Regions from separate parts of the Homo sapiens genome. Here regions 1 and 3 are each linked to region 2. Evidence: chromatin loops called from intact Hi-C (ENCODE). Cell type or tissue: IMR-90. All regions are shown on one strand. Region 1 has its middle 21 kb from the start of SMURF2. Region 2 has its middle 44 kb from the start of MIR6080. Region 3 overlaps SMURF2 (SMAD specific E3 ubiquitin protein ligase 2).

What was found. Peaks named below come from ENCODE experiments on the same cell type or tissue, not always from the same donor. Only the 100,000 strongest peaks of a DNase experiment are listed, where the experiment ranks them.
Region 1: it touches region 2 in a loop (3-fold over the local background); 3 of 110 quality-filtered maps call a loop at or near these places.
Region 3: it touches region 2 in a loop (6-fold over the local background); 12 of 110 quality-filtered maps call a loop at or near these places.

The regions. Positions count from the first base shown.
Region 1 is chr17:64,678,964-64,686,963 of GRCh38, reverse strand. No RefSeq gene overlaps it. Among named protein-coding and RNA genes, the nearest start is that of SMURF2, 21 kb to the right of the region's middle. In IMR-90, CTCF peaks have their summits at 3,968 (motif pointing right) and 4,374; DNase peaks (open chromatin) are centred at 2,963, 4,013 and 7,043; H3K4me3 peaks cover 526 bases; H3K27ac peaks cover 5,615 bases.
Region 2 is chr17:64,732,309-64,740,308 of GRCh38, reverse strand. No RefSeq gene overlaps it. Among named protein-coding and RNA genes, the nearest start is that of MIR6080, 44 kb to the left of the region's middle. In IMR-90, CTCF peaks have their summits at 79 (motif pointing left) and 3,219 (motif pointing right); DNase peaks (open chromatin) are centred at 558, 3,248, 7,428, 7,868 and 1 weaker place; H3K27ac peaks cover 2,831 bases.
Region 3 is chr17:64,645,161-64,653,160 of GRCh38, reverse strand. The region is part of intron 1 of SMURF2 (SMAD specific E3 ubiquitin protein ligase 2); the gene reads left to right. Among named protein-coding and RNA genes, the nearest start is that of SMURF2, 13 kb to the left of the region's middle. In IMR-90, a CTCF peak has its summit at 3,854 (motif pointing right); a DNase peak (open chromatin) is centred at 3,820; H3K27ac peaks cover 1,743 bases.

The sequences.
Region 1 (8,000 bases), 53 kb after region 2:
CTAGTTCTAGAGCAGGGGTGGGCACCATGCCAGTGAGCCAAATCTAGTCCACTGCCTGCTTTTGTAAACAAAGTTTTATTAGAACACAGCCACACCCATTCATCTATGGCTGCATCTACATTACAGTACCAGAGTTGAGTAGTTGCCACAGAGCCTCTATGGCACACAAAGCCTAAAATATTTATTATCTGGCCCTTTACAGAAAAAGTTTGCTTTTTGGTTGTCCCCGTTCTGGAGCAAATTCTTCACCTCCTCAATACAGATTCACATGGGAGGCCAGGCACAGTGGCTCATGGCTGTAATCCAGCACTTTGGGAAGCCCAAGGTGGGCAGATCACTTGAGGTCAGGAGTTCGAGACCAGCCTGGTCAACATGGTGAAACCCAGTCTCTACTAAAAATACAAAAATTAATAGGGCATGGTGGTACGTGCCTGTAATCCCAGCTACTTGGGAGGCTGAGGCAGGAGAATCACTTGAACCCAGGAGGTGGAGTTTGCAGTGAGCTGAGATTGTACCATTGCACTCCAGCCTGGGTGACAAAGCAAGACTCTGTCTCAAAAAAAAAAAAAAAAGATTCACATAGGGACCTAGTTAACAATGCAGATTGCAGCTTCCACCCAGAGATTCTGCTTCACTGGATATACTAATTAGTTCTTCTCTCTCTCTCTCTCTCTCTTTTTAGACAGGGTCTTGCTCTGTCACCCAGGCTGGAGTGCAATGGTGTGATCAGGCTCACTGCAGCTTCAACTTCCCATGCTCAAGGGATCCTCTTGCCTCAGCCTCCCAAGTAGCTGGGACTACAAGCATGTGCTACCATGCCCCCCTAATTTTTTCTATTTCTTGTAGAGGCGGGGTCTCGCTGTGTTACCCAGGCTGGTCTCGAACTCCTGGGCTCAAGCGATTCTCCTGTCTCGGCCTCCCAAAGTACCGCGATTATAGGCATGAGCTGCTGTGCCCAGCCTAGTTGGAACTCTTATGGGCTAGTGACTGAAAACCTGACCCAAACTAGGTGGAGGCTTTATGAATGGCTTCCTACAGGGCCTCCCATGGGAAAATCAAGATCAGATTTCACTCTCTTCATCTCTTGGCCCCTCCTGGTCTGTGTTGACGCCACTCTCAAACAGTGTCTGCCACTGAGTACAATGACCCAGTAGTGTCCGTCCTTCTTCGTCCATGTCCAATGCGAAAGGGGTATAATTTTTGTCTCAACATATTCTTTTTGTTTTTAATTGCCTACAGTACCTGTTTCAACATTTTCAGTAAGGCTGGAGAATCACTGTGATTGACAACCTCAGCACTGAAAATGCATCCTAGAAAACAGCGGAAAATTCTCTTCTTACCTTTCGTATTTTATGTATTGTCTCTTTGTTGGTTATCTGTCTTCCTCCACTAAATTACAAGCTCTAAGAACAGCGCTTAGCAACTAGCATATTCTTTTTTTTTTTAGATGGAGTCTTGCTCCATCCACCAGACAGGCTGGAGTGCAATGGTGCAATCTTGGCTCACTGCAACCTCCACCTCCTGGTTTCAAGTGATTCTCATGCCTCAGCCTCCCGCCTGGGATTACAGGTGTCTCCCACCACATCTGGCTAATTTTTTTGTATTTTTAGTAGAGATGGGGTTTTGCCATGTTGGCCAGGCTGGTCTCAAACTCCTGACCTCAGGTGATCCACCCACCTTGGTCTCCCAAAGTGCTGGGATTATGGGCATGAGCCACTGTGCCCAGCACCTAGTATATTCTTCGTTTTTTTTTTTTCTTTCACATCCCTGTCTAGTCACCCATCTGTATGTAGATCACTGATGATTACACAAATGAGGATAAGCAGTATTTATTGAGCTCTTTCTCCCTCTCATGTTTCACTTCTCTGTGGTGGAAAAGGAAAAAAGAGGCTCTGATGGGAAGTTGTGATCATGCCTGAGGAAGCTGAAGGCAGGCTGACTGGAAGAAGGGCATCCTATGTGATACTCCCATACCCAGGCACCCTAGGAATGCATCTCAGTTTTTTTTTGTTTTTGTTTTTTATTTGAGACAGAGTCTCGCTCTGTCACCAGGTTGGAGCGCAGTGGTGCAATCTCAGCTCATTGCAACCTCTGCCTCCTGGGTTCAAGCGATTCTCCTGCCTCGGCCTCACAAGTAGGTGGGATTACAGGTGCCCGCCACCACGCCCAGCTGGTTTTTGTATTTTTAGTAGACACAGGGTTTCACCATGTTGGCCAGCCTGGTCTCGATCTCTTGACCTCGTGATCTGCCCGCCTCAGCCTCCCAAAGTACTGGGATTATAGGCGTGAGCCATCGCACCCAGTCGCATCTCAGTTTTATAATGCTGGGGCTGCCTGTCTACCCTGTCCATCAACCCACCCCACCTCCACCCCCAGCAAGAAGAGCACGGTCGGGGATGGTCCAGTCTCATCTCATCTGGTCCACCCAGGCCATTTGGTGGAACTCTCGCTGGAGGATTTGAAAGCAGCCTCAACGTGGTTCCCCTGGGGTCACCTCTCAAAGGCCAGCCTGGGGAGGGTGGTGGTACATGAGAGGGGACTTCCATTCCCAGAGCTCCCTTGAAGGTGGCAGGCAGCCAATGGGGGACACTGAGCCAGAGACATCTGCCAGGATATGGATCTGGGAACCTGTCAGTCCCCATGCGTCTCCCATGGCAGGGCCTGGAAATCCCACCGTGGGGCCCAGTGCTCCTAGTAGATTCTTAATAAACATCATTTTGAATTAATAAATGTATGGGTATATTTGTTTTAAAATTGGGGTTGGGATCATTCCTCACATATATTTTAGTTCTCTGCTTTTTAAAAATTTATATATGTATATTATTAACATTCCCTTATGTCACTAAATGAATGAAGTATGAAAACCTGCGCAGAAAGAGTACATGCCAAATTTGTGGTAGTTCTTTTCTCTAGGGAGCCTAGGAAGAGACAGAGGGAGGGGAATTCTCTTCTTATTTTTTTCATATAAAAATATCTGAAAGGCCGGGTGCAGTGACTCATGCCTGTAATCCTAGCACTTTGGGAGGTTGAGGTGGGAGGATCACTTGCAGCCAGGAGTTTGAGACCAGCCTGGGCAACATAGTGAGAAAGAAAATTTTAAAAGTAATAAAATTAGCTGGGCCTGGTGGCACATGCTGGGAGCCCTAGCTACTTGGGAGGCTGAGGCAGAAGGATTCTGTGAGCCCAGGAGTTCGAGGTTACAGTGACCTGTGACCATGCCAGTGTTGTCCAGCCTGGATGATGGAGTGAGATCTTGTTTCTATTAAAAAACAAACAAACTATATATATATATATATATATAAAATATACACACACACATATATGAAGAAAAAATGTCTTTGGGAACATTATTTTCAATGATTACATAATAGTTTTTCAGGCCGGGCACAGTGGCTCACACCTGTAATCCTAGCCATTTGGGAGGCCGAGGTGGGTGGATCACCTGAAGTCAGGAGTTCGAGACCACCTTGGCCAACATGGTGAAAACCCATCTCTACTAAATGTACAAAAATTAGCTGGATGTTTTGGCACGCACCTATAATCCCAGCTACTCAGGAGGCTGAGGCAGGAGAATCGCTTGAACCCCGGGGGGCGGGGGCGGAGGCTGCAGTGAGCCAAGATCACGCCATTGCACTCCAGCCTGGGCAACAAGAGCGAAACTCCGTCTCAAAAAAAAAAAACAGTTTTTTATACAAGTATACCATATATTTTAAAACCAATCTCCTTTTGTGCATTTAAATTGCTTTCACTTTGTTGTCCTTGTAAACAGTATTGGATGAATATCCTTGCATATGTCTGTATTAGTCTGTTCTCACACTGCTATAAAGATAGTATCCGAGAGTGGGTAATTTATAAACAAAGGAAGTTTAACTGACTCACAGGTCTGCATGGCTGTGGAGGCCTCAGGAAAGTTACAGTTATGGCGGAAGGGGAAGCAGGCACCTTCTTCACAAGATGGCGGGAGAGAGTGTAAGTGCAGGAAAAACTGCCATTTATAAAACCATCAGATCTCATGCGAATTCACTCACTACCATGAGAACAGCATGGGGAAAATAGCCCCCATGATCCAATCACCTCTCTCCCTCCACACGTGGGGATTACAATTCGCGACGAGATTTAGTTGAGGACACAGAGCCAAACCATATCAGTGTCTTTGGGCAGACCTCTGATGATTTCCTTAGAATAGATTCCTAGGAATGTAACCTTACCATGTGCTTTGATATTTATTTATAAATTCCTTTCCAGTAAGGTTGAAACCAACTCAGTGGATAGGATTTTAAACACACAATGACAAGTTTTAATAAAGGAATGGCCACTGGGGGGTCTAATACCAAAAACAATTACTTAGAAATCTAGAAATTCTAGTCCGAGTGTGTTTATGCACCTCTGTAGGTAAAGGGCCCTTCTTGCTTCATAAATTTCTCCACAGTTAACAGTATCAGCTTTCCCAGATAATGGATGCAATTAAATATTCTCCTCTGTCATTTGGAAAATATGAAATGACATTGCTTTGTAATGATCTTGACATTCATTGATTCGGCCGTTAGTGAACAGCAGGGGGAAGTTTGCTTCTTACTCAACTCCTGAAGTTTCCTTACATGTGCAAGGATATTAATTAATGGAATACTTCTGACCTCTCACCGCCCCTTAGTTCACTCAGGCCTTGGAAAGATAGAACAACTTTCCCCACTGTGGATTTTAGAGTTTCTCTTGGTACCCAGTTGCTTACAGAGCACTTTGTCTTTTCTTTACTTCCTCCATGCCATTGGTCTTATTGGGATGAGCCTCCCATGATAGAAGCCCTGGGGAAGTCCAGCCTTACCTCAGGGGAGGCCTGAAGTTTTTATCTGGAATTTGGTGGGGGGTGCTACCTTAAAGACCCTACTAATGAAGAGGATGTATTCCAATAATTGACTTTGTTGTCAGAGTCTGTGATTATCACAATTATACACACTCTAAGAGGCTTCTGAGTGTCTTTTCTTTTCTTTTTTTTTTTTTTGAGACAGAGTCTCACTCTGTCACCCAGGCTGGAGTGCAGTGGCACGATCTCTGCTCACTGCAACCTTCACCTCCCAGGTGCAAGTGATTCTCGTGCCTCAGCCTCCAGAGTAGTTGGGATTACAGGCACCCACCAACATTCCCAGCTAATTTTTGTATTTTTAGTAGAGACGGGGTTTCTCCATTTCAGCCAGGCTGGTCTCAAACTCCTGACCACACGTCTCAGCTTCCCAAAGTGCTGGGATTACAGGCATGAGCCACCATGCCCGGCCCTGACTGTTTTTTTGTTTTTGTTTTTGTTTTTTTGAGATGGAGTCTCGCTGTGTCACCCAGGCTGGAATGCAGTGGCACGATCTCGGCTCACTGCAAGCTCCACCTCCCGGGTTCACGCCATTCTCCTGCCTCAGCCTCCCGAGTAGCTGGAACTACAGGCGCCCGCCACCATGCCTGGCTAATTTTTTTTTTTTTTTTGGTATTTTTAGTAGAGACGGGGTTTCACTGTGTTAGCCAGGATGGTCTCGATCTCCTGATCTCGTGATCTGCCCATCTCGGCCTCCCAAAGTGCTGGGATTACAGGCATGAGCCACCGCGCCCGGCTTTTTTTTTTTTTTCTTGAGATGGAGTGTTACTCTGTTGCCCAGGCCAAAGTGCAGTGGCACGATCTTGGCTCACTGCAACCTCCACCTTTCAGGTTTAAGCAATTCTCCTGCCTCAGCCTCCCCAGTAGCTGGGATTACAGGCATACATCACCATGCCTGGCTAATTTTTGTATTTTTAGTAGAGATGGGTTTTCCCCATTTTGGCCAGGGTGGTCTTGAACTCCTGACCTCAGGTGATCCACCTGCCTCGGCCTTCCAAAATGCTGGGATTACAGGCGAGAGCCACCGCACCTGGCCCTGTCTTTTTTTTTTTTTTTTTTTTTTTTTTTTTTTTTTTTTAATGAGACAGAGTCTTGCTTTGTCGCCCAGGTTGGAGTGCAGTGGCACTATCTCTGCTCACCGCAAGCTCCGCCTCCCGGGTTCATGCCATTCTCGTGCCTCAGCCTCCCGAGTAGCTGGGACTTCCGGTTGCCCACCACCACGCCCGGCTCCGGCCCTGACTGTCTTTTAAGATGTTAAAAAAAAAATAGCCTAATTTTCTTCATCCAGAGGGAGGTGAACATGGTAGATGATCTCTGGTGGTTCTCCCATTTAAAATTATATCATTAATTAAAATGAATGAGGCCAGGCACGGTGGCTCATGCCTGTAATCACAGCACTTTGGGAGGCTGAGGTGGGTGGATCACCTGAGGTCAAGAGTTTGAGACCAGCCTGGCCAATATAGTGAAACCCTGACTCAACTAAAAAAAAAAAACACACACAAAAATCAGCCAGGCATGGTGGCAGGTACCTGTAATCCCAGCTACTTGGGAGGCTGAGGCAGGAGAATCCCTTGAGCCCAGGAGGCAGAGGTTGCAGTGAGCCAAGATTGCACCACTCCACTCCATCCTGGGCAACACAGTGACACTCTGTCTCAAAAAAAAAAAAAAAAAAAAAATTAACGAAAATGACAAAACTCTAAGTAATATATTATCAGACACATTCACACCACAATATAATTTATGAATCGATCAAGTAGTCAATTACACGATGTAAAATACTCATATTATATGCTTTCCTGTTTGGATAGGCCAGACAGATGGGAAAGCAGGTGCCTACTTACTGACTGAAGGTGAGAGGAGAAACTGAGCTCCATGAGACAAAAGGAACCTGAAAGATGAGAGTCTTGAGTTCTTTGGTACAGGCAGGGCAGAGAAGGAGGAAATAAGGCTGGAGGTGGGCAGGGGCCCGGCAATGCTGGAAATGCCACACAAAGCTCTCTGGACTGGGTCCTGAGGGCAATGAGCAGCCATTGAGGAATTTTAAGCAATGGTTTGACATTGACCCACAGGCTTATGAGTCATGTTGATCTCATTCTGGCCCATATTCTCTGCATTACCCATAAAGACTGCATCGTACAAATATTTCCACTTCTCCGCCCATCTCGCCCTTAGAGAATTGTGTTGTAGCTACTACAGTTCGTATTTTGAGGATGATTGGATATGACTTTTTTTTTGAGCCTGTTCATGTTGCTCAGTCGTCCAAAGTAGTTGCAGTCGAGTGATGCCCCGGCTCCCTTCCCCCGGGGCTGGAGCTGCTACCTCATCCTGAAAAGATGTGTTGCTTCATGCTATCGTCTTACAGCAAAACATGCATAGATAACTTTTCAAACATTTAATTGTAATACTTCCATGCTTAAATCACCAAATTGGCTTTGGAAAATATGCAATCTCTTCAAATTACATTCTCTTTTATCTCAGAATTCACAATATAACAGACTAGTGTGTATACTTAAAATGGGTGCATAAAATGGTCTAGATTTACATGATTTTCTATTTTTAAAAAAGTGCAGCATTATAAATGCAACAAAAAATGAAAACCTGTTGCAGAATGTGTTTTGTTATCTGTATCGTATGTGATAAAGTATGGAAGAGACTTAGAAGTATTCATTTCCCAGGGCTCCTGAGACAAAGTACCACAAATTGGGTGGTTTAAAACACAAAACAATACAGTTCTGAAGGATAGAAGTCCAAAATCAAGGTGTCAGCAGGGCCACGCTCCCTCTGAGACTTTGGGTAGAATCTTAGGTTGCCTCTTCCTGGCTTCTGGTGGTGGCTGGCAATCCTTAATATTCAGTTTGCAGCTGCTTCACTCCAATCTCTGCCTCTGTCATTACATGGCATTCCTCCTGTGTGTCTCTGTCTTCACATGGAATGTTTCTCTTCTTAAAACGACACAGGGCCAGGCACGGTGGCTCACGCCTGTAATCCCAACACTTTGGGAGGCCAAGGCAGGCAGATCACTTGAGGCCAGGAGTTTGAGACCAGCCTGGCCAACATGGTGAAACCCTGTCTCTACCAAAAATACAAAAATTAGCTGGGTGTGGTGGTGGGCACCTGTAATCCCAGCTACTTGGGAGGCTGT
Region 2 (8,000 bases):
CCACCGCGCCTGGCCTGGAGACATTTTTGGTTGTCACTTCTCGGGGAGGAGGATGCTACTGTCATCTAGTGGATAGTGACCAGGGATGCGGCTAAACACCCCATAATGCACAGAACAGCCCCACAATAAATAATTTTCTGGTCTAAGATGTCAATAGCGTGGGGGTTAAAACCCCTGATTTCAAGCTTCAAAGTGACTCAGCGTTGGCTTGTCTCCTCTGTGTTAGCCCTAAATCTTAGCCTTGTGACCTTTCAGCCCACTCAAGTCTAGGATCTAAGCTCATGGCAGCACCCTGAGCCTCTTGTGGGTTCCTGAGCTCAGCCCTCCCATCGATGCCTCTGTGGGTGATGACATTGTCCTGAGCTTCTGGGTGACGAAGACATGCCTCTCACTGTGCCATAGGTTCCTGGGAAATTGGATGCCTCTGCGTCTTATGAGTGGGCTTTCTGGAAAAGAAACCACTTGTGTAGTTCCCAGTTGGGCCCCAGAGCTTTGAGGTCCTGTGTTCCTCGCAGTGAATACAGTGAGGCGTCCCGTTTCTCTGAAGAGCCCATTCAGAGAACAGCTATTTACTTCCTGCCTCCTCCGGGCCCAGCTGCCAGGGAGACCCCAGGCTTCAGCAAGAGGCAGCTACAGGGAAATTCAGCCAATGGAAAGATACCAGGGAATTTAATTTCAGCCTTTCCTTTTGTAAACTTAAAAGACATTCTCTCATGAGAAAGCCTGGGAAACCTTCACTTCAGCCAGGGAGACTCCTCAAGCAATCCCCCAGTCTCAGCCTCCCAAAGTGTTGGGATTACAGGTGTGAGTCACTGCACTCCGATCCAATTTACTTTTTGTTGTTGTTGAGAGACAAAGTCTCACTCTGTTGCCCAGGCTGGAGTGCAGTGTTGCAATCTCAGCTCATTGCAACCTCTGCCTCCCGGGTTCAAGTGATTCTCTTGTGCCTCAGCCTCCTGAGTAGCTGACAGGTGTGTGCCACCAGGCCTGGCTGATTTTTGTATTTTTAGTAGAGATGGGGTTTCACCATGTTGGCCAGTCTGGTCTTGAACTCCTGACCTCAGGTGATCCACCCGCCTCAGCCTCCCAAAATGCTGGGATTACAGGCGTAAGCCACTGCACCTAGCCAACAATTTACTTTTAAAAGGTGAAAGTAAAGCTGGTGACAATGAAAAGGGCATGTCTTTGCCCTTTTCTGCCTAAGAGATTAAAACGTGGACAACAAGCAATAGTCTTTAACTCTAGTCTCCCTGCCTTCTCTTCCTCTGTTGTCCCACACCAGTCCTCACAACCACCACAGGGTGTGTGTGTGTGTGTGTTTGTTTTATGAACTTTGTTCGCCCTTAAAATAATAATTCTCCTAGATTCCTCCCTTTCTATTGTCTTTATTTTATTAAGGTACAACTTATTTAATTTTTTTTTTTGAGACGAGTCTCGCTCTCTCACCCACATTGGAGTGCAGTGGCGCGATATCAGCACACTGCAACCTCCACTTCCCAGGTTCAAGGGATTCTCCTGCCTCAGCCTCCCAAGTAGCTGGGAGTACAGGCGCCTGCCACCATGGCTGGCTAATTTTTGCATTTTTAGTAGAGACAGGGTTTTGCCATGTTGGCCAGGCTGGTCTCAAACTCCTGACCTCAGATGATCCGCCCGCCTTGGCTTCCCAAAGTGTTGAGATTACAGGCGTGAGACACTGCAGCTGGCTTTAAGGTGCAATTTGTATTCAGTAATGAGTGTGAACTGCTCTAATCTGAAGTGTGCTGCTCAATGCTTCTTTTTTTAGACAGGGTCTCACTCTGTCATCCAGGCTGGAGTTCAGTGGTGCAATCTTGGCTCACTGCAACCTCCGCCTCCCAGCTTCAAGTGATTCTCATGCCTCAGCCTCCTGAGTATCTGGAATTATAGGCCCAAGTCACAGTGCCCAGCTAATTTTTGTATTTTTAGTAGAGATGGGGTTTAGTCATATTGCTCACGCTGGTCTCAAACTCCTGGACTCAAGTGGCCTCAGTCTCCCAAAGTGCTGGGATTATAGGAGTGAGCCACTGTGCCCAGCCACTCAATGCATTTTTACCTACATGGACACCCAGGTAACCACTATCCAGATAAAGACATAGAACATTTCGGCCGGGTGTGGTGGCTTACTCCTGTAATCCCAGCACTTTGAGAGGCCAAAGCAGGAGGATTGCTTGAGTCTAGGAGTTCAAGACCAGCCTGGGCAACATGACAAAACCCCGTCTCTACAAAATACAAAAATTAGCCAGGCGTGGTGGTGTGCACCTGTAGTCCCAGCTACTTGGGAGGCTGAGGTGGGAGGATCACTTGAGCCAGGGAGGTCAAGGCTGCAGTGAGCTGAGATTGCACCACTGGACTCCAGCCTGGGTGATATAGTGAGACTCTGTCTCAAAAAAAAGAAAAATAAAACTAACATGCCTCCTCTATCTAAAACACCAATATGAAGAACAACGATATTTCTAAAACTTCAGAGCTACGTGTCAAAATGAATTCACCCCAGAGTGCACCAGGCATCGTCAGATTCTCTTCACTAGATTCAACCCCCGGGGTGCCTAAGTGGCTTCCAATCTGTGCTGTGGATGGACAGTGAGTGAATGCTTTTGGTTTTACATAGGAAGGGTGAGGGCCGGGCACGGTGGCTCACTCCTGTAATTCCAACACTTTGGGATGCCGAGGTGGGCAGATCACCTGAGGTCGGGAGTTCGAGACCAGCCTGGCCAACATGGAGAAACCCCTCTCTACTAAAAATACAAAATTAGCCGGGCATGGTGGTGCATGACTGTAATCTCAGCTACTCGGGAGGCTGAGGCAGGAGAATCGCTTGAGCCCGGGAGGCAGAGGTTGCGGTGAGCCGAGATCATGCCATTGCACTCCAGCCTGGGCAATAAAAGTAAAACTCCATCTCCACAAACAAACACAAACAAAAACATAGGAAGGGTGAGAACAAATGTTTTTCATTCTAATGGTTTAGAAAGACAGAAAGTGGAAGTTACTGGTTAAAACAAACACACACATCAACAAAGTATTTTTTTTCTCATGGTGGGCCAAGATTTTATGCATGTCAAAAACATGAACAGAGGGCATAGGATTTGCTATGAAAAGCAACAGGGGGAGACTGAGTTCCGTGTGTTGTGGGCGAGGGAGGTATAGTATTTGTGAAAGCTGAAGACTCCCTCCTGACTGGAAAACCGCCACAGGGAGGCAGTAGAGCTTAGTGGCAAATAGCGTTGGCTCTGGAATCAGATTTGAATTTCAATCCAGCTCTGACACCTAATAGCTGTGTGACCTCCAGCAAGTTGCTTAACTGCTCTGTGCCTCACTTTCCAACTCAGCAAAATGAAGATAAAACTAGTGTCTAACTCCTAGAGGTGCTTTAAAGGTGATTTGAATACCCAGCTCAACAAGTAAGCTCTCAGTCAGTGTTATTTTACAAAGCAGGAGTTGAAAGGGGCAACTAATTTCATTTCAGATAGATAGAGAGATAGATAGATAAATAGATAGATAGCTGTTGGATAAATAGATTTTTTTTGAGAGCATACTATTTTTCAAGCTGCGCAAAATGGTTTAACCCAAAATCTAAACAGTTGCTTAAACAGCCTTTTTCCAGCCTCCACCTACAATCATGTCCCTTCTGATCATAGAGCAGATTTCAACAGCTCCTTCAGAGAAACCAGGCCCTCCACAATGTTATTCTTCTAGCTCTTTCTTGTCATGCAAAGGATGTATAATTTGTTCCATTTCACTCTCTCTCTCTTTTTTTTTTTTTTTTTTTTTTTTTTTTGAGACAAGTTCTCAGTTTGTTACCCAGGCTGGAGTGCAGTGAAGCAATCATGGTTTACTACAGCCTCCACCTCCTGTCCTCAGCAATCCTCCCACCTCAGCCTCCCAAGTAGCTGGGACTACAGGTGTGCACCACCATAGCTGGCTAATTTTTATATTTTTTGTAGAGACAGTGTCTCATTATGTTGTCCAGGCTGGTCTTGGTTTTGAACTTCTGGCCTCAAGCAATCCTCCTGCCTCAGCCTCCCAAAGTGTTGGGATTACAGGCATGAGCCACTGAGCCCAGCCCCATTTCACTCTTGAGTGTGGAAAACTTCCTTTTAGCCTTTGCAGTGACTATAGATAGACAGATGGAGATAGATAGATAGGTGATAGAAATTTAGAATACTTAATACCTATATATTCTAAATATATCTAATATATATGCATATAATAAATACATTATGATATATTATCATTACTTATACAATTTATTTTGGGTATTCTACTTGGAGTTTTACCTACAATTTCACCGAGATTGGGAGATCTGCTTTTTTCAGCTTTTTCTTATTCAAAGTTTCAAAGTAAGAGCTTAATGTGAAAGCTCCCAATGTTGCGTGTCCATTAATTACACTGAGTGTCTAAGCTTGGGAGAGGGGGAGTAGTAAGCTCTTGGCTGGTGGTTAAACTGGTGATTGGAGGCATTTAGGGGATTGATAACATTTCTGGAGGGGGAGGGGGTCAGTTGGATGTGTAGGGATCCCAGTGATCAGATGGGAGGAATTTAGATTTAATCCCTGATTGGATTGTAGTTCACCGGCTGGGACTGCAGGCTGGTTTATAGCAGTGGATTCCATGTTGATGGAATATCAGACTCCTTGTTTCTGAAAGGAGTGAGAGAAACTGCATGAAGGGGCTGGGTGTGGTGGCTCACGCCTGTAATTCCAGCACTTTGGGAGGCCGAGGTGGGTATACCACTTGAGGTCAGGAATTCGAGACCAGCCTGGTCTACATGGCAAAACCCCATCTCTACTAAGAATATAAAAATTAGCCATGTATGGTGGTGTGGGACTGTAACCCTAGCTACTCAGGAGGCTGAAGCATGAGAATCACTTGAATCCAGGAGGCAGAGGTTGCAGTGAGCCAAGATCGTGCCACTGCACTTCAGCCTGGGCAACAGTGTGAGACTGTGTCTCAAAAAAAAAGAAAAAAGAAAGAAAGAAAAAAAAAGAAACCGCATGAAGGATTCTGTCTGTTCCCCAGTAGCCCTAGGAAATCAGACTTGAGCTTGAGCCCTGGCAACTTCTGAACTGTTCAGTGAGGATTATTTGGGGCTGGAGACATCTTGAATGACAGCTAACAACCATAATAGTGAGCACTTACTGAGCAATTACTATATGCAAGGCACTGTACCAAATATGCCTCATGCATACTCAAACCTCTCAGGATAGCCTCATTACAACCCTATAAAGTGAGTAGTATTTAGAAGTCGTTTTTAAGCCGGGCGAGGTGGCTCACGTGTGTAATCCCAGCACTTTGGGAGGCTGAGGTGGGTGGATCGCCTGAGGTCAGGAGTTCTAGACCAGCCTGGCCAACATAGTAAAACTCTGTCTCTACAAAAAATACAAAAAATTAGCTGGGCGTGGTGGCGGGCTCCTGTAATCCCAGCTACTAGGGAGCCGAGGCAGGAGAATCACTTGAATCTGGGAGGCAGAGGTTGCAGTGAGCTGAGACCGTGCCATTGCACTCCAGCCTGGGCAACAAGAGCGAAACTCCATCTCAAAAAAAAAAGTTCTTTTCACAGAGGAGAAAACTGAGGCACAATGAGGTCAAATGATTTGCCAAGGTGTAACCAGTTTGTCTAATTTCACCTTCTCCCAAGGACCAAGGTGGATGGTGTCCCGGGCTTGTGCTTTGCAGTGGCTCCTGGACAAAGGCTTTTGTTGTTGTTGTTGTTGTTGTTGTTGTTGTTGTTGTTGTTGTTTTTAGACAGAGTCTCCCTCTGTCGCCCAGGCTGGAGTGCAGTGGCGTGATCTTGGCTCACTGCAACCTCCGCCTCCCAGGTTCAAGCAATTCTCCTGCCTCAGCCTCCCAAGTAGCTGGGATTACAGGCGCCCGCCACCTTGCCTGGCCAGTTTTTGTATTTTTAGTAGACACGGGGTTTCACCATATTGGCCAGGCTGGTCTCCAACTCCTGACCTTGTGATCCGCCCACCTCAGCCTCCCAAAGTGCTGGGATTACAGGCGTGAGCCACCAAGCCCGGCCGGCCAAGGGCTTTTGACAGCTGACAAGTGGGCCCACAGAAGCGGACTCCCCAGGAACACCCTGGAGGGTGCTGGAGGAGCGCAAACTGATTGCATCTGGCAAAGGGACAACATCCTTTTCTGTAAGTTTGGGGACAGCAAGAGGTGAGTTTAGGGTAGGAAGCTGAGGTCTCTAAAAGGTGCTGGCCAGGACACGGGCCTCAGGGCTCTCTCCAGAATGAATCAGCTCCCTGCTGTCTGCTGCCGATTTATTTATTTATGAGGCAAAGTCTCGCTCTGTAGCCCAGGCTGGAGTGCAGTGGCATAATCTTGGCTCACTGCAACCTCCGCCTCCCAGATTCAAGCAATTCTCCTGCCTCAGCCTCTGAGTAGCTGGGATTACAGGCATGAGCCACCACACCAGGCTAATTGTTGTATTTTTAGTAGAGACAGGGTCTGGCCCTGTTGGCCAGGCTGGTCTCAAACTCCTGACCTCAAGTGATCTGCCTGCCTCGGCCTCCCAAAGTGCTGGGATTACAGGCATGAGCCACTGTGCCTGGCCTTATTTATTTACTTATTTATTTATTTTTGAGGCAGGGTCTCACTCTGTCACCCAGGCTGAAGTGCAATGGCGCCATCACAGCTCACTGCAACCTTTGCCTCCTGGGCTCAAGTGATCCTCCTGCCTCAGCCTCCCATATAGCTGGGACTACAGGCGTGTGCCACCATGCTCAGCTAATTTTTAATTTTTTTTTTTTTTGCAGATATTGGGTCTCACTATATTGTCCAGGGGATCCACCTGCCTCAGCCTCCCAAACTGCTGGGATTACAGGTGTGAGCCACCATGCCTGCCTGGCCTAGAGGAAAGTCTTTTTTTCCTAAAACTTTTTTTTTTTTTTTTGAGACAGAGTCTCACTCTGTCACCCAGGCTGGAGTGCAGTGACATGATCTTGACTCACTGCAACCTCTGCCTCCCGAGTTCAAGTGATCCTCCTACCTCAGCCTCCCAAGTAGCTGGGACTACAGGCTAACTTTAGATACCCAGTAGAAGAGATAAGGCTGGAGTCCAAATGACCAGTAGGAATGGTGGACGTTGATTGAGAGATTTTTGGCACTGCGGCTGGGCCCGATACTCAGTAACTCTAATAGGCCAACCATGACCCCTTAAGGAGGAACTGTTGTTTCCATTTTATACCTGGGGAAACTGAGGCTCATAGAAGTTAAGAAAGTTGCTCCAGATCCCACAGCAAGCCGTTGTCTCTTCCTAGCCAAGGGAGACATTACACGAAGCACAAACAAGCCCTCTGGGTGGACATGGTGACATTTGGTACATGTGCAGTCTCAGTCTCGTTCAAGAGCCTGAAATGAGTCATCTACAAATCAAAGAACCAGCCTCTCCGGACACACGATGAGGCCGGTTTGTACATTAGGAGGAGCTGGACCCAGATAATGTGGTTCCAAGCAGAGAAGATGGCCTTATTCCAACCGCGTCCCCTCTGCAAGCCCTTGGGAGCTGGCCAGGCCCAGTGACCCGTGGAAGAGGGGATGCTGTGCCCTAGTGTCCAAGCAGCACGGCTTGGCTCAGTCCACTGGGCTTCTTCCAGCTCACAAACCTGTTTGTTTTTACCCTTCAATGTGAACCAGATGTGGGCACCTCGCTCTCCAGGAGGTCCCTCGCCCATACACCCCCCAGCAGGCATCATTGGCAGCTGCAGCTGATGGACCAGCCTCCTCCCTGCTCTCCGGCCTCTCTCACCCCTACGCCCCCTCCCTCACTGCACCTCCTGCACCTTCCCTTCCCCCAGCATGATTTGAAACAGGAAATGACACTGGACAGATCTCAAAAGTCCATATGTCCTGGACACTCTCTCTAGGAATTTCCTGGGCCTCCAGCTTGCTCTATGTGTCATGTCCTTCCCACTTACAGTATCTGGGGGGAAAGAAGTGCTAAAGGAAAATGAGAGTGAGCGTCCCTCGTCCCCAGT
Region 3 (8,000 bases), 87 kb after region 2:
TGAGATATATACTTTGCAAATATTTTCTCCCGGACTGTAGCTCCCCCACCGCCCCCCAAAAGATGTCCCAAAGAGAAGAAGTTTTGAATGCTGATGAAACCTGTTTATCAGTGTTTTTCTTTTGTGGTTCATGTTTTTTGAGTCCTAAGTCTTTTTCTAACCCAGAGTTCTAAAGATTTTCTCTGTGTTTTCTTCTGCATTATTTATAATTTTAACTCATACATTTAAACTTATTTTCAAGTTAATTTTTTAATATGCTGTGAGAAGTAAGTGTCATGATTTTTTTTTCATATGGATATTCTATTTTTGTAGCCCTATTTGTTGAAAATACTTTTGTTTCCTCCATTGAATTGTCTTGGCACCTTGGTAGAAAATCAGTTGACAGGCCAGGTGCGGTTGCTCATGCCTATTCTTTGGGAGGCCGAGGCAGGAGGCTCACATGAGGTCAGGAGTTCTAGACCAGCCTGGCCAACATGGCAAAACCCCGTCTCTACTAAAAATAAAAAATTAGCCAGGTGTGTGGCAGGTGCCTGTCATCCCAGCTACTCGGGAGGCTGAGGCAAGAGAATCACTTGAACCCAGGAGGTGGAGGTTGCAGTGAGCTGAGATTGTGCCACTGCACTCCAGCCTGGGCGACAGAGCGAGATTCTGTCTCAAAACAAACAAACAAACAAATCAGTTGACAGTATACATAGAATTCTATTTCTGGACTCTCCTGTGTTTTCTTTATGATTCTACCCTTTAAGTTTATTTGTTTTAACACTATGCTGTCTTGATTACTATAGCTTTAAAATAAAGCAGCTTTCAAACAAATTGAGTCTTTGATTTAGGATCTTGTAGTGCTTTGGAGCGGCTGTTTAATTTGTTCAGCCAATAAGTATTTATCATTTTTGATCTGTGACAGATATTATTTTTATTACGTGGTGCCATAAATGCAGATATAAGAAATTAGGAAAAGCCTAGATTGGGCCCTGTAGTTTTCCTTTCAGAATTTCTATTATGAACCTTACATTTTAAAATTATTAGTCTTTTTCATCTCTTACTGATGTGATGAAAGAGGATTGCAACAACCATGACTTAACGTAAGTGTCTGTTTACCAGCTATCAGTCATGTTTTTGGAAAAAGGTGGGATATAAAGAATAAACATATCTAAAATGTGACCATAGAAAAGAAAGGAGGTGATTGGTGTGTTAAGTGTGGGTTGGATTATGAGTATTTATCGTTTTTGCTTGTATTATTATTTTTGTGACAGGGTCTCTGTCACCCAGGCTGCAGTGCAGTGGCACAATCAGAGCTCACTGCGATCTTGAACTGGGCTCAAGTGATCCTCCCGCCTCAGCCTTCTGAATAGCTGGGTTACAAACATCCATCACCGTGCCCAGCTAATTTTTTTATTTTTTGTAGACATGGGGCCTCACTGTGTTACCCAGGCTGGTCTTGAACTCCTGGCCTCAAGTGATCCCCTGCCTTGGCTTTCCAAAGTGCTGGGATTACAGGTCTGAGCCATTGCTGCGCCTGGCCTGTTTTTGCTTGCATTATTTTATGTGTATATTTTTTCTTTTCTTTTCTTCTCTTTTTTTTTTTTTCTGAGGTAGGGTCTTGCTCTGTCGCCCAGGCTGGAATGCAGTGGCACGATCTTGGCTCACTGCAACCTCCACCTCCTGGGTTCAAGCAGTTCTTCTGCCTTGGCCTCTGGAGTAGCTGGGACTACAGGCGCGCGCCACCATGCCCGTGTAATTTTTATATTTTTAGTAGAGACAGGGTTTCACCATGTTGCCAGGCTGGTCTTGAACTCCTGACATCAAATGATCCACCCGCCTCAGCCTCCCAAAGTGTGGGATTACAGGCGTGAGCCACCGCGCCCAGCTTTATGTGTATATTTTTTCTCCAAGGCAAAAGAAAGGAAGAAACTTAATTTTATTAAAATGTAAGCATATATATATACACAAAAATATATATATTTCTGAGACAGCCTTGCTATGTCGCCCAGGCTGGAGTGCAATGGCGCGATCTCAGCTCACTGCAACCTCCGCCTCCTGGGTTCAAGTGATTCTCCTGCTTCACCCTCCCAAGTAGCTGGGATTACAGGCACCCGCCACCATGTATTTTTAGTAGAGACAGGGTTTTGCTGTGTTGGCCAGGCTGTTCTTGAATTCCTGACCTCAGGTGATCAGCCTACCTCGGCCTCCCAAAGTGCTGGGATTACAGACGTGAGCCGCCGCGCCCAGCCAGCAGATTTTTTTTTTTTTAACCACCGTGCATTCCTAGGCACTGTCACAAAGCAGAAATCCATAATGTAGATCTCATTTTCTATGTAAGATATACTTGGTAATTTTGTTTTTTTGAGACACAGTCTCACTGTATTGCCCAGGCACGATCTCCACTCACTGCAACCTCAGCCTCTCAGGTTCAAGCAATTCTCCTGCCTCAGCCTCCCCAGTAGCTGGGATTACAGGTGCCTGCCACTACACCCAGCTAATTTTGTATTTTTAGTAGGCATGAGGTTTCACCATGTTGGTCAGGCTGGTCACGAACTCCTGACCTCAAGTGATCCGCCCACCTCGGCCTCCCAAAGTGCTGGGATTACAGGCATGAGCCACTGTGCCTGGTCATTTTATGAGAGGTAGTCAGAATGTTGTGGAGAGTATAGAATTGGAGGCAGAAAATGTGAGTTCGTATCCTAGTTATGCCATGTATAAGCTTTGTGCATCTAAGCAAATCACTTATTTTCTCTGTGCTTGTGCCTTTAGTTATAAATGCATGCTTAAAATGACAGCGTTAAAACCAGGTGTGAAAATACCAAAAAAAAAAACAAAAAACAAAAAACCCGTGTGATGGTGTGTGCCTGTAATCCCTGCTGTCTAGGAGGCTGAGACTGGAGGATTGCTTGAGCTCAGGAGTTCGAGACCAGCCTGGGCAACATAGTGAGACATGGTCTCAAAAAAAAAAAAAAAAGGCAAGTCTTATTTATTTTAGCAATATGATGGAATAATGTACATGAAAGATACTGTTCAAGGTGTAAAGTTTTTTGTAAACGTACTTTGTCATTTTTGACCACGGATTTTGTTTTAAAGAAATTGGTGAAAACCGATTATATTTTATAAGAGCAGGTACGACATTAATAATGATTAATATATATTTATTTAAATGATACATGTCTTTTAAAGTAAGCATTTTGGATTGAAATCCTAGCTAGGCAAGAAAAAAAAGGCATAAATGTCTTGTATCAGCATATCATGAAGTATTCATATAATGAAATATAATTAGGTATTTATGTTTCAATATTTTAATCAAATATTTTCAATATTTTATTTTTGAGATGGTGTCTCGCTCTGTCACTCAGGCTGGTGTGCAGTGGTGCAATCTCAGCTCACTGCAACTTCTGCCTCCCTGGCTTAAGCAGTTCTCCCACCTCAGCCTTCCCAGTAGCTGGGACTACAGGCACGCACCACCATGCCTGGCTAATTTTTTGTATTTTTAGTAGAGACAGGGTTTCACCATGTTGGCCAGGTTGTTTCTCAAACTCCTTATCTTAAGTGATACGCCCGTTGCAGCCTCCCAAAGTGCTGGGATTACAGGCATGAGCCACTGCACCCGGCCTCAATATTTTAAATATTTAAAAATATATTTTTATAAACCATTTTTATCTTAATATGGCAGCCATTTAACCGATTAACTATACTTCTCTGTTCCTTCCATCCCCCAATGTTTGGTAAGAAGTAGAAGATGGCTCAGGATTTTGGAGTTGGATTGTAGATTGGGGAGCTGTTTGGATGAACTCTTTATGACTTGATAAATTCCTCTGTAGCATGCTGGCGCTTTCAAAAGTAGCCTGTAGCGTCACCTCTTGCCAGTAGATGGGGGTATTTCTGCACTGATAGATGTCAGGGTATGTAAAAACCTGTAAAACTGAAACCCAAAGTCTAAATGAGTGTGCTTGGAATAAATGGTGTTGAAGAGTTAGAAACTGAAAATTTGACTCCAATGTGTAATGAAAAATCATACTTTAGTGTGAGCTTTCTTATGTAAACTCTTTAAATGCTACATGTTGTAGGAGTAGATAGTAGAGTTGCAAACATTAGTAATTCTGTTTTTATTTTTGTGATTTTTGTGTCATCAGGCTTTACATGTAACTTTCTTCCTCCAGTGAAGAAGAAAACACTGATTGGTTGGTAAGATTATTCAGAATTGTATGAATCTAATACCATAAATAAGGTTGATAGAGATTTTTTACAGTTGAACTTGGGGAATTTTGTAGAGAAAGAAGGATGGAAAAAAAACTATAAGGAAAAGTAAAACGGCATTTGATAGATTCAAAATACCATCTCTAACATAGTGCTGCATATGTAGTACTTCAATAAATTGTGTGTGTGTGTGTGTTTTGTTTTTTGTTTTTGTTTTTGTTTGAAACAGGGTCTCACTCTGTCGCTCAGGCTTATGGCTCACTATAGCCTTGACCACCTGGGCTCAAGTAATCCTCCTGCCTCTGCCTCCTGAGTAGCTGAGACTATAGGTATGTGGCACCATGCTGGTGTAATTTTTAAATTTTTTGTAGAAATGGAGTCTCATTATGTTGCCCAGGCTGGTCTCAAACTCCTGGCTTCAAACAGTCCTCCAGTCTTGACCTCCCAGAATGCTGGAGTTACATGTGTGAGCCATTTGTGAATTAAAGAATGATGAAATTGAAAACAGGCTTTCGTGATCTCAGGGACCTCAGTTGAAACAAATAAGATCTCTCTTTGTGATGTCATTATTGAATTAACTAACATTTATACCTTAGTAATTTCAACATCATTAAGTTATAAAGATATAGGACTGAAGTGTTCATTTGTTAATATTTGACTTGATGGATAGAACTGTTTTACCACACTGCAAATTTTGCTGCTTAACAAAATGAAGATCACTAACATTCACTGGAATAAAATCTGTTGCTGGATTATCATCTAAGAAAAGTCACATGTAAGTAGTCTGTCAATGTTAGGAAGATAATTTAACATTTTTTTTTAGAGTTCTATGGTTTTAAGATATTCTCATTTATTGTCTCATTTAATTACTATTGAGATCCTGTTTTTTTTTTTTTTTTTTTTTTTTTTTTTTTTTTAAGAGATAGGGTCTCACTGTGTTGCCCAGGCTGGAGTGCAGTGGCATGATCGTAGCTCACTTACAGCCTGGAACTCCTAGGCTCAAGCAGTCTTCCTGCTTCAGCCTCCTGAGTAGCTAGGACAATAGTTGCTCACCACTGTGCCTGGCTAATTAAGAAAAAAAGTTTTTAAGGACTGGGTCTCACTGTTGCCCAGGATGGTCTTGAACTCTGGGTTTCAAGCAGTCCTCTCACCTCAGCCTCCCTGGTAGCTGGAATTACAGACATGAGCCACTGTGTCTACCAAGGTGTCTTTGTAGGTAATCTGAACCAGTGAAAGTGAAATGAGCACCTTTTATCTGACGAAATTTGTTCCCTAAATCTTTTTTTTTTTTTTTTTAGACAGAGTCTTACTCTGTCACCCGGGCTGAAGTGCAATGGCATGATCTCGGCTCACCGCAACCTCCCCCTCCTGGGTTCAAGCGATTTGCCTTCATCAGCCTCCGGAGTAACTGGGATTACAGGTGCCTGCCACCACCATGCTTGGCTAATTGTTGTATTTTTAGTAGAGACAGGGTTTCACCATGTTGGCCAGGCTGGTCTCAAGCTCCTGACCTCAGGTCCGCCCGCTTCAGCCTCCCAGAGTGCTGGGATTACGGGTGTGAACCACCGTACCCGGCCTCTATTCCAGTTCTTTAGAAATGAGGATAGATGTACCAAAAGTTCATTGTGATAAAATTTGAAGCTTCATATATTTTAGTTTTCTCTTTCCCAGTTTCTTCTGATTTTTTTTTCTTTTTTTTTCAGTTTCTTCTGATTTCCAGCTTAGTTAACCCCTAATTGTATTTTTTCTAGCAAGGAAGAAGACTAAGAATAATGATGAAATATGCTCATATTTACATATTCATTCAGTAAACATTTGCTGGGAGTCTTACATGCACCTAACACTGAGATGTAGGCTCTAGGATTTTAAGAAGAGGTTAAGACCTTTATCTTGCTTTCAGGGAACTTGCAGGTAACCAAACAGATAAGACTTGATGGATGAAATAACCACAGTCAGTGCTAGAGTTAATGGTGTATGCAGTAAGGGTGAAATAAAATAATGAAAGCCCATAGGTATTTCTAAGGGGGCTTTCTAGATTCTACGATTGATCTTTCATATTTTCTACCTTCCACTTTACAAAGAAAGGCACATTAGCCAGACATCCCAAATAGTACATTGTGGTGAGAGGCCTTCCACACCACCAGAGAGACAAATCAGAATGTTGGTGAGAAGGCAGTGATATCAATGACTGGGTAGCATCTTTTCATAAGTCAGGCATATTTCTCTCTGTAGTTTTCAACAAAATTGAAGGACTTGATCAAGTTTTAGCTGGTCATTAAAAATAATTTTTATAGGGCCAGGAGTGGTGGCTCATGCCTGTAATCCCAGCACTTTGGGAGGCTGAAGGGATGGATCGCTTGAGCTCATGAATTCGAGACCAGCCTGGGCAACATGGTGAAACTCCATCTCTACAAAAACTACAAAAATTAGCCTGGTGTGTGGTGCATACCTCTAGTCCCAACTACTTGGGAGGCTGAGGTGGGAGGATGGCTCGAGCCCAGCAGGCAGAGGTTGCAGTGAGCCGAGATGGTGCCACTGCACTCCAGCCTGGGCGATAGAGCCAGACCTTGTCTCAATTTAAAAAAAAAAAAAAAGAAAGAAAAAAAAAAAGAAAAATTCCAGTGGCTCATGCCTATAATCCCAGCACTTTGGGAGGCTGAGGCGGGCAGATCACTTGAGGTCAGGAGTTCAATACCAGCCTGGCCAATGTGGTGAAACTCTGTCTCTACCAAAAATACAAAAATTAGTTGGGCATGGTGGTGTGCGCCTATAATCCCAGCTACTCGGGAGGCTGAGACATGAGAATTGCTTGAACCTGGAGATGGAGGTTGCAGTGAGCTGAGATGGCACCACTGCACTCCAGCCTAGGCAACAGAGCGGGACTCCATCTCAAAAAAAAAAAAAATTATAAGAAATAGTGAAGTCAAATGCCATTTCCCAGAAAGTTTTTTAAAATTATAGATCTTGGTAATTTTTTTTGGCATCTAACTCAAAGAATTTAATGGCATTGCTGTAACAAAACTTCTTTCATTACCTACTTATTTATGTGAATAGGTTTTCTTAGCATTTATATGTATAAAATGAAAAATGGGATTAGAATTTATGTTGTACCCTCATTCCAGCAATAAGTAATAGTCATTAATAGACACATGAAGTAATTGAAAGTAAGAAAACCCCATCCATCTCATTAAGAGATGCATGTCCACCTGGGTGTGGTGGCATATGTCTGTAATCCCAGCTACTCATAAGGCTGAGGCAGGAGGGTTGTTAAGCCTAGGCGTTTGAGACCAGCCTGGCAACATAGCGATACCCTGTCTTGAATTTAAAAACAAACAAAAAGGAGACATGCATGTCCAATTATTCTCTTCCTTGTCTTCCTCCCCACTTTTCTATTTTTCTTAATTATTTTTTTAGGGACAAGTTCTCACTGTGTTGCCCAGGCTGATGTGTACTAGTGTTCACAGGTGTGAACATAACACACTGCAGCCTTAAACTCATGGGCTCAACCTATCCTCCTGCCTCAACCTCCAGAGAAGCTGGGACTACAGCTGTACACCACTGTACCTGATACCCCTCTCCCTTTTTGAGTAAGTGGTTTGTTTAATCAGAATCCGGAAGAGGTCTACACATTGTATTGGGTTGGTATGTCTCTTAATTATCGTTTAAACTATAGCTTTCTCTTTTCTTCCTCTGAATTTTCTTTTTCTTCAAATTTATTTATTATAGAAAACAGATTTATTAAATATATCAGCATCTCAAAACTCTTTATCATTTGGCCCTAGCCTTCCCATCATACCACTGTGTTCTACCACTCT